2 separate regions of the Homo sapiens genome follow, and region 2 is linked to region 1. Evidence: read pairs that join two places in POLR2A ChIA-PET (ENCODE). Cell type or tissue: PC-9. All regions are shown on one strand. Each heading gives the region's core, and the rest is flanking DNA. Links, peaks and the distances in the headings are about the cores only.

Region 1 (4,395 bases), core at 183-4,182:
CAGGTACAAGATATGTAAAGAAAGAAACTAGCTTTCTCTCATGCCAAAAGTGAAAATATAATAGTAAGTTTTTAAATCCTACTTCCATAGTTAAAAAAAAAATTCAATACCTAGAAATAAACTTAAGAAACATGAAAGACATATAAGAAGAAATCTGTAAAAATTCATTAAAATAAATGTTTTTTAAAGATGTGAAGAAATGGAGAAACATACCATGATTTCTTGAAAAAGATAGCAATGAAAATCAGCCTAGGCCAGGCATGGTGGCTCAAGCCTGTAATCCCAGCACTTTGGGAGACCGAGGCGGGTGGATCACCTGAGGTCAGGAGTTCCAGACCAGCCTGACCAACATGATGAAACCCTGTCTCTACTAAAAATACAAAATTAGCCAGGTGTGGTGGCACATGCCTGTAATCCTAGCTACTCAGGAGGCTAAGGCAGGAGAATCGCTTGAACCTGGGAGGCAGAGGTTGCAGTGAGCCGAGATCACGCCATTACACTCCAGCCTGGGCAACAAGAGTGAAACTCCTTCTCAAAAAAAAAAAAAAAAAAAATTCAGCCTGGTAGAAAATGTTTGCAACACAAACCATACAGTAGTCCCAGGGGGATACATTTTAAGTATGGTGGATGGCTGAAACCACGGATAGTACCGAACCTGACTGCCATCAAATGCAACACATTTCTGTTCATGTCTTCCACCCATAAATGTAATGCCTTTTCCATCTTAACTAAGCACTTGTGAACTGTGGCTATAACTTTTACAGTATGAGGTACAACAGCAAAACTAGCATGAATTTCTTTTTCCTTCTCCACAATTTCACAATAGAAGATTCATTCTTACTATCGATCTTAGCAACTTCAATATATGATTTGAAAAGTTTTTTTTTGTTTTAATTTCTTTAAGTTGAGAACTTTCAACTTTTCGTTTAAAGGAAGCACTTTACAGCTTCTCTTTAGCATTCCTAATTGCCAAAATCACTACTATTGCATTTTGGGGCCACTACTAAATAAAATAAAGGTTACTTGAATCCAAGCACTGCAAACTGCAACAGTTTTCTGAAAATCAGGATGGCTACTAAGTGATGGACAGGCAGGTAGCGCATACAGCACAGATACACCAGACAAAGGAAGGATTCACGTTCCTGGTGGGACAGCAGAAGTTTATACCAAGTGACTCAGGATAGTGACCAATTTAAATTTTATGAGTTGTTTTTTTCTGGAGTTTTCCATTTAATATTTTCAGATGCAGAAAGTGAAACCACAGATAAGGGGAGACTACTGCATATTAATATATCAATAAGAAATAATTCAACAGAGAAACTGATAAATGGTCAGGTGCCAGTGGCTCACACTTGTAATCCCAGCACTTTGGGAGGCCAAGGCGATGGATCGCTTGAGCCCAGGAATTTGAGACCAGCCTGGGCAACATGGCGAAACTCTGTCTCTACTAAAAATACAAAAATTAGCTGGGCACAGTGGTGCATGCCTGTAGTCCCAGCTACTCGGAAAGCTGAGGTGGGAGGATCGCTTGAGCCTGGGAGGCAGAGATTGCAGTAAGCCAAGATTCCACCACTGCACTACAGCCTGGATGACAGAGCAAGACTCTGTCTCAAAAATAAAAAAAGAACAGAAAAATGAACAATTTTCAGAAGAAATAAATGTCCAAGGGCCGGGCACAGTGGGTCACGCCTGTAATCCCAGCACTTTGGGAAGCCAAGGCAGGAGAACTGCTTAAGCTCAGGGCAACATGGCAAAACCCCATTTCTACAAAAAATACAAAAATTAGCCAGGCACGACAGCATGCACCTGTAATCTCAGCTATTTCGGAATTTGAGGTGGGATGATCACTTGAGCCCAGGAGGTCGAGGCTGAAGTGAGCTATGATCATACCACTGCAGTCCAGCCTTGGCAACAGAGACCCTGTCTTGAAAAAAAAAAAAAAAGAATTACATGTCCAATAAATACATGAAGATATGCTTACCCTAATAACCAAAGCATCAAATTCTAAAAGAAATATGAATTTTCTCTCCTTAATTAGTAAAATTAAAAAGATCAATAATATCTAGAGTCAAAAAAGAAGGTACAGGAAAAATGGGTATTTTCAGCCACTGCTGGTACAGGTATAAACTAGCATAGCCTATTTAGGTCAATTTGACATTATTTAATCAAAATCTCATCAACCACTAATGCCACTTATAGAAATCAATCCTACAGAAATACTAGCAGAAACGCACAAAGACATACATATGAATGTGTTTACTGTAATTTCGTAATTTAAAAAAAAAACTGGAAACAACCTAATGTCCTGCAATGGTAGAATGGTTAAATTATTATCTATTCATACAAAGGAATACTTCACAGCCATGAAAAAGAATGAGATAATGACATAGAAAGATATCTAATATATTGTTAAATGGGAGGGGAAAAAAGAGAAGGGGCAAGTTTCACAATAAGACCACATATTTCTATATATAGACTTGGCAGATGAGCTACTTGGAGAGATGTTCCCACTATAATTTAACTAGATACTTATTAAATTTTTAATGCACTGTTGGGCTTTCAATAAGCAAGGCAAAATCTCCAATGAGAAAAAAAATCTCCAAAGGGGGGTAAAAAAAAAAAAAAGATTTGAGCCCTAAGCATAAGCTCAAATACTAAAGAATACTAGACACACACAAGGAAATGGAAACAAGCCACTGAGCATGAGAGGCAGCAGAAACAAGTCTTATAGGCTGGGCATGGTGGCTCACGCCTGTAATCCCAGCACTTTGGGAGGGCAAGGGGGGGGGCAGGTCACTTGAGGTCGGTCAGGAGTTCAAGACCAGCCTGGTCAACATGGTGAAACCGTCTCTACTAAAAATGCAAAAATTAGCCAGGTGTGGTAGCGCATGCCTGTAATCCAGCTACTCGGGAGGCTGAGGCAGGAGAATCACTTGAACCCAGAAGTGGAGGTTGCAGTGAACAGAGATGGAGCCACTGCATTGTAGCCTGAACGACAAAGAGAGACTCCGTCTCAAAAAAAAAAAAGAAACAAGAGGCCGGGCGAAGTGGCTCACGCCTGCAATCCTAGCACTTTGGGAGGCTGAGGTGGGTGGATCACAAGGTCAGGAGTTCAAGACCAGCCTGGCCAAGATGGTGAAACCCTGTCTGTACTAAAAATACAAAAAATTAGAAGGGCGCGGTGGCAGGCGCCTGTAATCCCAGCTACTTGGGAGGCTGAGGCAGGAGAATCACTTGAACTCGGAGGGCGGAGGTTGCAGTGAGCCGAGATCACGCCACTGCACTCCAGCCTGGGTGGACAGAATGAGACTCTGTCTCAAAAAAAAAAAAAAAAAAAGAAAGAAAGAAACAAGTCTTATAGATGTAGATCCCCAAGGACTTCATTCATGTACAAAAATGTTGTTGTGTATTCTTGTTTCAAAAAGAAAAAAATGAGACGTTCTTTGCGGAAAGTCCCTGGAGTTTCCTGGTTCAACAGTGCTTGGACGGAACCAGGCACTCGTACCCCACTCCGGCTGGCCGCCCATAGCTAGCCCTCTGTTACCTCTTCACTGGGCCCTCTGACTGTCCCAAGGCCCCCGCCGCCACTCCAGCGCCGTGCAGCCACCGCCGCACAGCCACCGTGGCCACCACCATGACGACTGCGCGTCCCCCTCGCAGGTGCGCCAGAACTACCGCCATCAACCGCCAGATCAACGTGGAGCTCTATGCCTCCTACATCTACCTGTCCATGTCTTACTACTTTGACCACAATGATGTGGCTTTGAAGAACTTTGCCAAATACTTTCTTCACCAATCTCATGAGGAGAGGGAACATGCCAAGAAACTGATGAAGCTGCAGAACCAATGAGGTGGCTGAATCTTCTTCCTTCGGGACTTCAAGAAACCAGACCATGATGACTGGGAGAGCAGGCTGAATGCGATGGAGCATGCATTACATTTGGAAAAACTTGGGAATCAGTCACTACTGGAACTGCACAAACTGGCCACCGACAAAATTACCCCCATTTGTGTGACTTCACTGAAACACATTACCTGAATGAGCAGGGGAAATCCATCAAGAATTGGGTGACCATGTGACCAACTTGCGCAAGATGAGGGCACCCGAATCTGGCTTGGCAGAATATTTCTCTGACAAGCACACCCCGGGGAGACAGTGATAATGAAAGCTAAGCCTTAGGCTAATTTCCCCATAGCCATGGGGTGACTTCCCTGGTCACCAAGGCAGTGCATGCATGTTGGGGTCTCCTTTACCTTTTCTATAAGTTGTACCAAAACATCCACTTAAGCTGATTTGTACCATTCCTTCAAATAAAGAAATTTGGTACCCCCCGCCCCCACCAAAAAAAAAAAAAAAACAAAGAAAAAACTTCTTGTTATGGACTAGGTAAGGTA
Region 2 (4,395 bases), core at 163-4,162, 1.3 Mb before region 1:
CCAAAGTGCTGGGATTACAGGCGTGAGCCACCACGCCCACCCTCTGTTTTGATTTTCTAAGGCATATAGATAGATTTGTCAGTCTTTACCTTTATGGTTTGTACTTATAGAATTTTGTTTGAAATCCTTCCTCACCCTGAATTCATACAGATATTCTCTTCTGTTTTCTTCTAAAAATTTTAAAGCTTTTCACAGTTAGTGTTTTTTTTTAATTGCTTATTTTATTTTATTTTGAGATAGACTGGGCATGGTGGCTTGCACATGTAATCCCACCACTTTGGGAGGCTGAGGCAGGAGGATTGCTATGATCATGCCACTGCATTCCAGCCTGGGTGACAGTAAGACCCCATCTCTAAAAACAAAAATAGAATGCTGATTGTGGCAAGCTGCTAATGTTGCTTATAAGTGGTTTGGGAATAAGATGCATTTTGTGAGGAACTTTCTTTTTTTTTTTTTTTTTTTTTTGCTCTGAGCCCAAATGAGGGTTTCTTTTTATTTTTTTATTTTTATTGATCATTCTTGGGTGTTTCTTGCAGAGGGGGATTTGGCAGGGTCACAGGACAATAGTGGAGGGAAGGTCAGCAGATAAACAAGTGAACAAAGGTCTCTAGTTTTCCTAGGCAGAGGACCCTGCGGCCTTCCGCAGTGTTTGTGTCCCTGGGTACTTGAGATTAGGGAGTGGTGATGACTCTTAAGGAGCATGCTGCCTTCAAGCATCTGTTTAACAAAGCACATCTTGCACCGCCCTTAATCCATTCAACCCTGAGTGGATACAGCACATGTTTCAGAGAGCACAGGGTTGGGGGCAAGGTCACAGATCAACAGGATCCCAAGGCAGAAGAACTTCTCTTAGCACAGAACAAAATGAAAAGTCTCCCATGTCTACCTCCTTCTACACAGACACGGCAACCATCCGACTTCTCAATCCTTTCCCCACCCTTCGCCCCCTTCTATTCCACAAAACCGCCATTGTCATCATGGCCCGTTCTCAATGAGCCGCTGGGCACACCTCCCAGACGGGGCGGTGGCCGGGCAGAGGGGCTCCTCACTTCCCAGTAGGGGCGGCCGGGCAGAGGCGCCCCTCACCTCCCGGACGGGCGGCTGGCCAGGCGGGGGGCTGACCCCCACACCTCCCTCCCGGACGGGGCGGCTGGCCGGGTGGGGGGCTGACCCCCCCACCTCCCTCCCAGACGGGGCGGCTGGCCGGGCGGGGGGCTGACCCCCCCACCTCCCTCCCGGATGGGGCGGCTGGCGGGCGGGGGGCTGAACCCCCCACCTCCCTCCCGGACGGGGCGGCTGGCCGGGCGGGGGGCTGACCCCCCCACCTCCCTCCCGGACGGGGCGGCTGGCCGGGCAGAGGGGCTCCTTGTGAGCTTGTGAGGAACTTTCTACTTAAGAATGACCAAGTGGCCTTGTGGGAAGGAAGAGGGTTGCCATTTGTTAATGGTGTTTATAAATTGCTATTGGATTAGTATAAGCTGCAAAGCAGCTACTAATTTATTTTCTTTAACTAGGAGAATCATAATATGGACATTTTGGATAGGCATCTTTTTAATTTTCTAAAGATTTCCAAAATTGGTAATGTTATTTCTAATTAGGAAGTTTGGTTGAAAATAAGTTTCTGAACTCTGTGTCAAATCTAGTAGCTACTTCCAATTTGTAATTAAAAAAAGAAAAAGTCTTCAAAGGTTGAATGTGCCTTCATGGATTCTCCAGCATGAGCAAACTGAAGTATCCAAAACTGAATTAAAAATTTCATCTAAATTATACCTTCTTCTTAGCTTTACTATACTTAGTGTCAAACTGATTTCTTAGATTTCGTAGTCACTTAGTTTTGAAACCTTGATTCCTTTCCTCTTCGTCACTTCTACGTCTAGTCAGTTATTTGTTGAATGCCATGTATGTGTAAAGCAGTTTCAGATTTCACTCCTGTGAGTTCTATTTCCATTGCTATTGGATGCCTAGTGAGGAAAGCTCCTTTTCTCATATCTACCTGTACAATTTTACTTGTGGGTTTTTTTTTTTTTTGAGACAGAGTCTCGCTCTGTTGCCAGGCTGGAGTGCAGTGGCGCAATCTCAGCTCACTGCAACCTCCGACTCCCTGGTTCAAGCAATTTTCCTGCCTCAGCCTCCTGAGTAGCTGGGATTACAGGCACACGCCACCACGCCCAGCTAATTTTGTTTTGTATTTTTAGTAGAGACGGGGTTTCATGATGTTGGCCAGGATGGTCTCAAACTCCTGACCTCGTGATCCACCCGCCTCGGCCTCCCAAAGTGCTGGGATTACAGGCGTGAGCCACCACGCCTGGCCAGAGCCAGGTTAACTACTAAGTCTTCCTCCTGAAAACCTTACTTTGTTCCTCTAGTTGTAAGTGGCCTTTGCCATTGTACCACTCTGGTGGTGCTGAGTTCTGACATGTATTATATAGATCTCTGCATGTGACACCCCCATCCCAATCTTTTTTTTTTTTTTTTTGAGACAGAATCTCACTCTGTTGCCCGGTCTGGAGTGCACTGGCACAATCTTGGTTCACTGCAACCTCCATATCCCAGGTTCAAGCGATTCTCCTGCCTCAACCTCCTGAGTAACTGGGATTACAGGCCTGCGCCATCACACCCGGCTAATTTTTTTGTATTTTTAGTAGAGACGGGGTTTCACCATTTTGGCCAGGCTGGTCTCGAACTCCTGACCTCAGGTGATCTCCCCACCTCAGCCTCCCAGAGTGCTGGGATTTTAGATGTGAGCCACCACGCCTGGGTCCTTTCCCCAATCTTACAGGTAAACAAACTCCTTAAAGACCTTAAATATGATAGGTGCATGTCTTGCTGACTGAATGATTCTGTTCCAGGGTCTGTTCACCTCAAATGTGATAGCTTCCTAACTTTGTCTTGCCCATCCTGATCCATCCCCTTATCCCAACAGTTTGCCTGCTTAGAAACATGCAGTGGCTTCCCATTTGCAGAGATAAAGTTTACTTTTCTTTTTACTTGGCATTTGAGGCTAGCTATGTTTTGGTTCTTCCCCTGGGTAAATGTGTCTCTCATTCCTTGTCTCTTGATCATTGCATTTTAATAGCCCTTGAACAGTTATATTTGCTTTTCCAGCTAGGACTTTTTATTTTTCGCTACTTCCTCCCCACACCCACCAAAATCACGTATTTTTCAGTCAGTAGCAATTTTGAATAAATTTAAGATTATAGTACATCTGATAATAAGAGGTAACCTGAGTGCATATCTGTGCTTACAGTCGTTCTAAGTACATTCCATGTATTAACCATTTAATTATTCCCTACAATCCTAGGGGGAGGTATGATTATAATCTGCATTTTACAGATGTAAGTGAGGCAAGGAAAGATGAAACAGATCCAGGATTGCACAGCTAGTAAAGGGGATAGAGCTGGATTCAATCCCAGAGTCTGGTTGTAGAGCATGTAAATCTTTGTCCATTTTTTCATGGAACTCCAAGGCACCTGGGGCTGGCAGACTGGTGCATGAGAGGATAAACAGTATTATATCTGTGAGAATTTCAAGCACAGTATATAGGAATATGTATAGAGTAAGACCTTGTCATTGGAGAAAAGTGGAGCGATCTTGGCTCACTGCAACCTCTGCCTCCTGGGTTCAAGCAATTCTCCTGCCTCAGCCTCCTAAGTAGCTGGGACTTCAGTTGCACACCACCATGCCAAGCTAATTTTTGTATCTTTAGTAGAGACGGGGTTTCACCATGTTGGCCAGACTGGTCCCGAACTCCTGATCTCAAGTTATCTCTCCGCCTTGGCGTCCCAAGGTGCTGGGATTACAGGTGTGAGCGACTGTGCCCAGCCTTTTTCTTTTTAAAAAATAAATAACATGGGCCGAGTGCGGTGGCTCACACCTGTAATCCCAGCACTTTGGGAGGCTGAAGCAGGCAGATCACGAGGTCAGGAAATCGAGACCATCCTGGCTAACATGGTGAAACCCTGTCTCTACTAAAAATACAAAAAATTAGCCGGGAGTGGTGGCCGGCACTTGTAGTCCCAGCTGCTCGGGAGGCTGAGGCAGGAGAATGGCGTGAACCCAGGAGGCGGAGCTTGCAGTGAGTGGAGATCGTGCCACTGCACTCCAGCCTGGGCGACAGAGTGAGACTCTGTCTCAAATAAATAAATAAATAAATAAATAAAATTACAGGCATAACTGCATATTTATCAAAATTGTATCAACGGTTCTTTTTCTAATTCTCTGAAAAAATTGATAATATACATTGTTCACATTATAACTTTTGCAAAAATATTGAGGGCTTCAGTTTTCTCAAGGGCCTTTCTTAGTCTTTTTTAAAAAATTACTTTTTTGGCCGGGTGCAGTGGCCCACGCCTGTAATCCCAGCACTTTGGGAGGCTGAGGCGGGCGGATCACGAG

The links. ChIA-PET counts read pairs that join two places held together with the same protein. Peaks named below come from ENCODE experiments on the same cell type or tissue, not always from the same donor. Only the 100,000 strongest peaks of a DNase experiment are listed, where the experiment ranks them.
Region 2: POLR2A ChIA-PET joins it to region 1 with 27 read pairs; 2 of 35 experiments call an interaction of 5 or more read pairs at or near these places.

Annotation. Positions count from the first base shown.
Region 1 is chr1:37,541,129-37,545,523 of GRCh38, forward strand. The region is part of intron 2 of SNIP1 (Smad nuclear interacting protein 1); the gene reads right to left. It also overlaps the pseudogene FTH1P1. Among named protein-coding and RNA genes, the nearest start is that of SNIP1, 11 kb to the right of the region's middle. In PC-9, for the core only: no CTCF peak of the experiment used is centred there; no DNase peak of the experiment used is centred there.
Region 2 is chr1:36,242,709-36,247,103 of GRCh38, forward strand. All of the region lies in intron 1 of THRAP3 (thyroid hormone receptor associated protein 3), which reads left to right. Among named protein-coding and RNA genes, the nearest start is that of THRAP3, 20 kb to the left of the region's middle. In PC-9, for the core only: no CTCF peak of the experiment used is centred there; a DNase peak (open chromatin) is centred at 1,913; H3K27ac peaks cover 2,801 bases.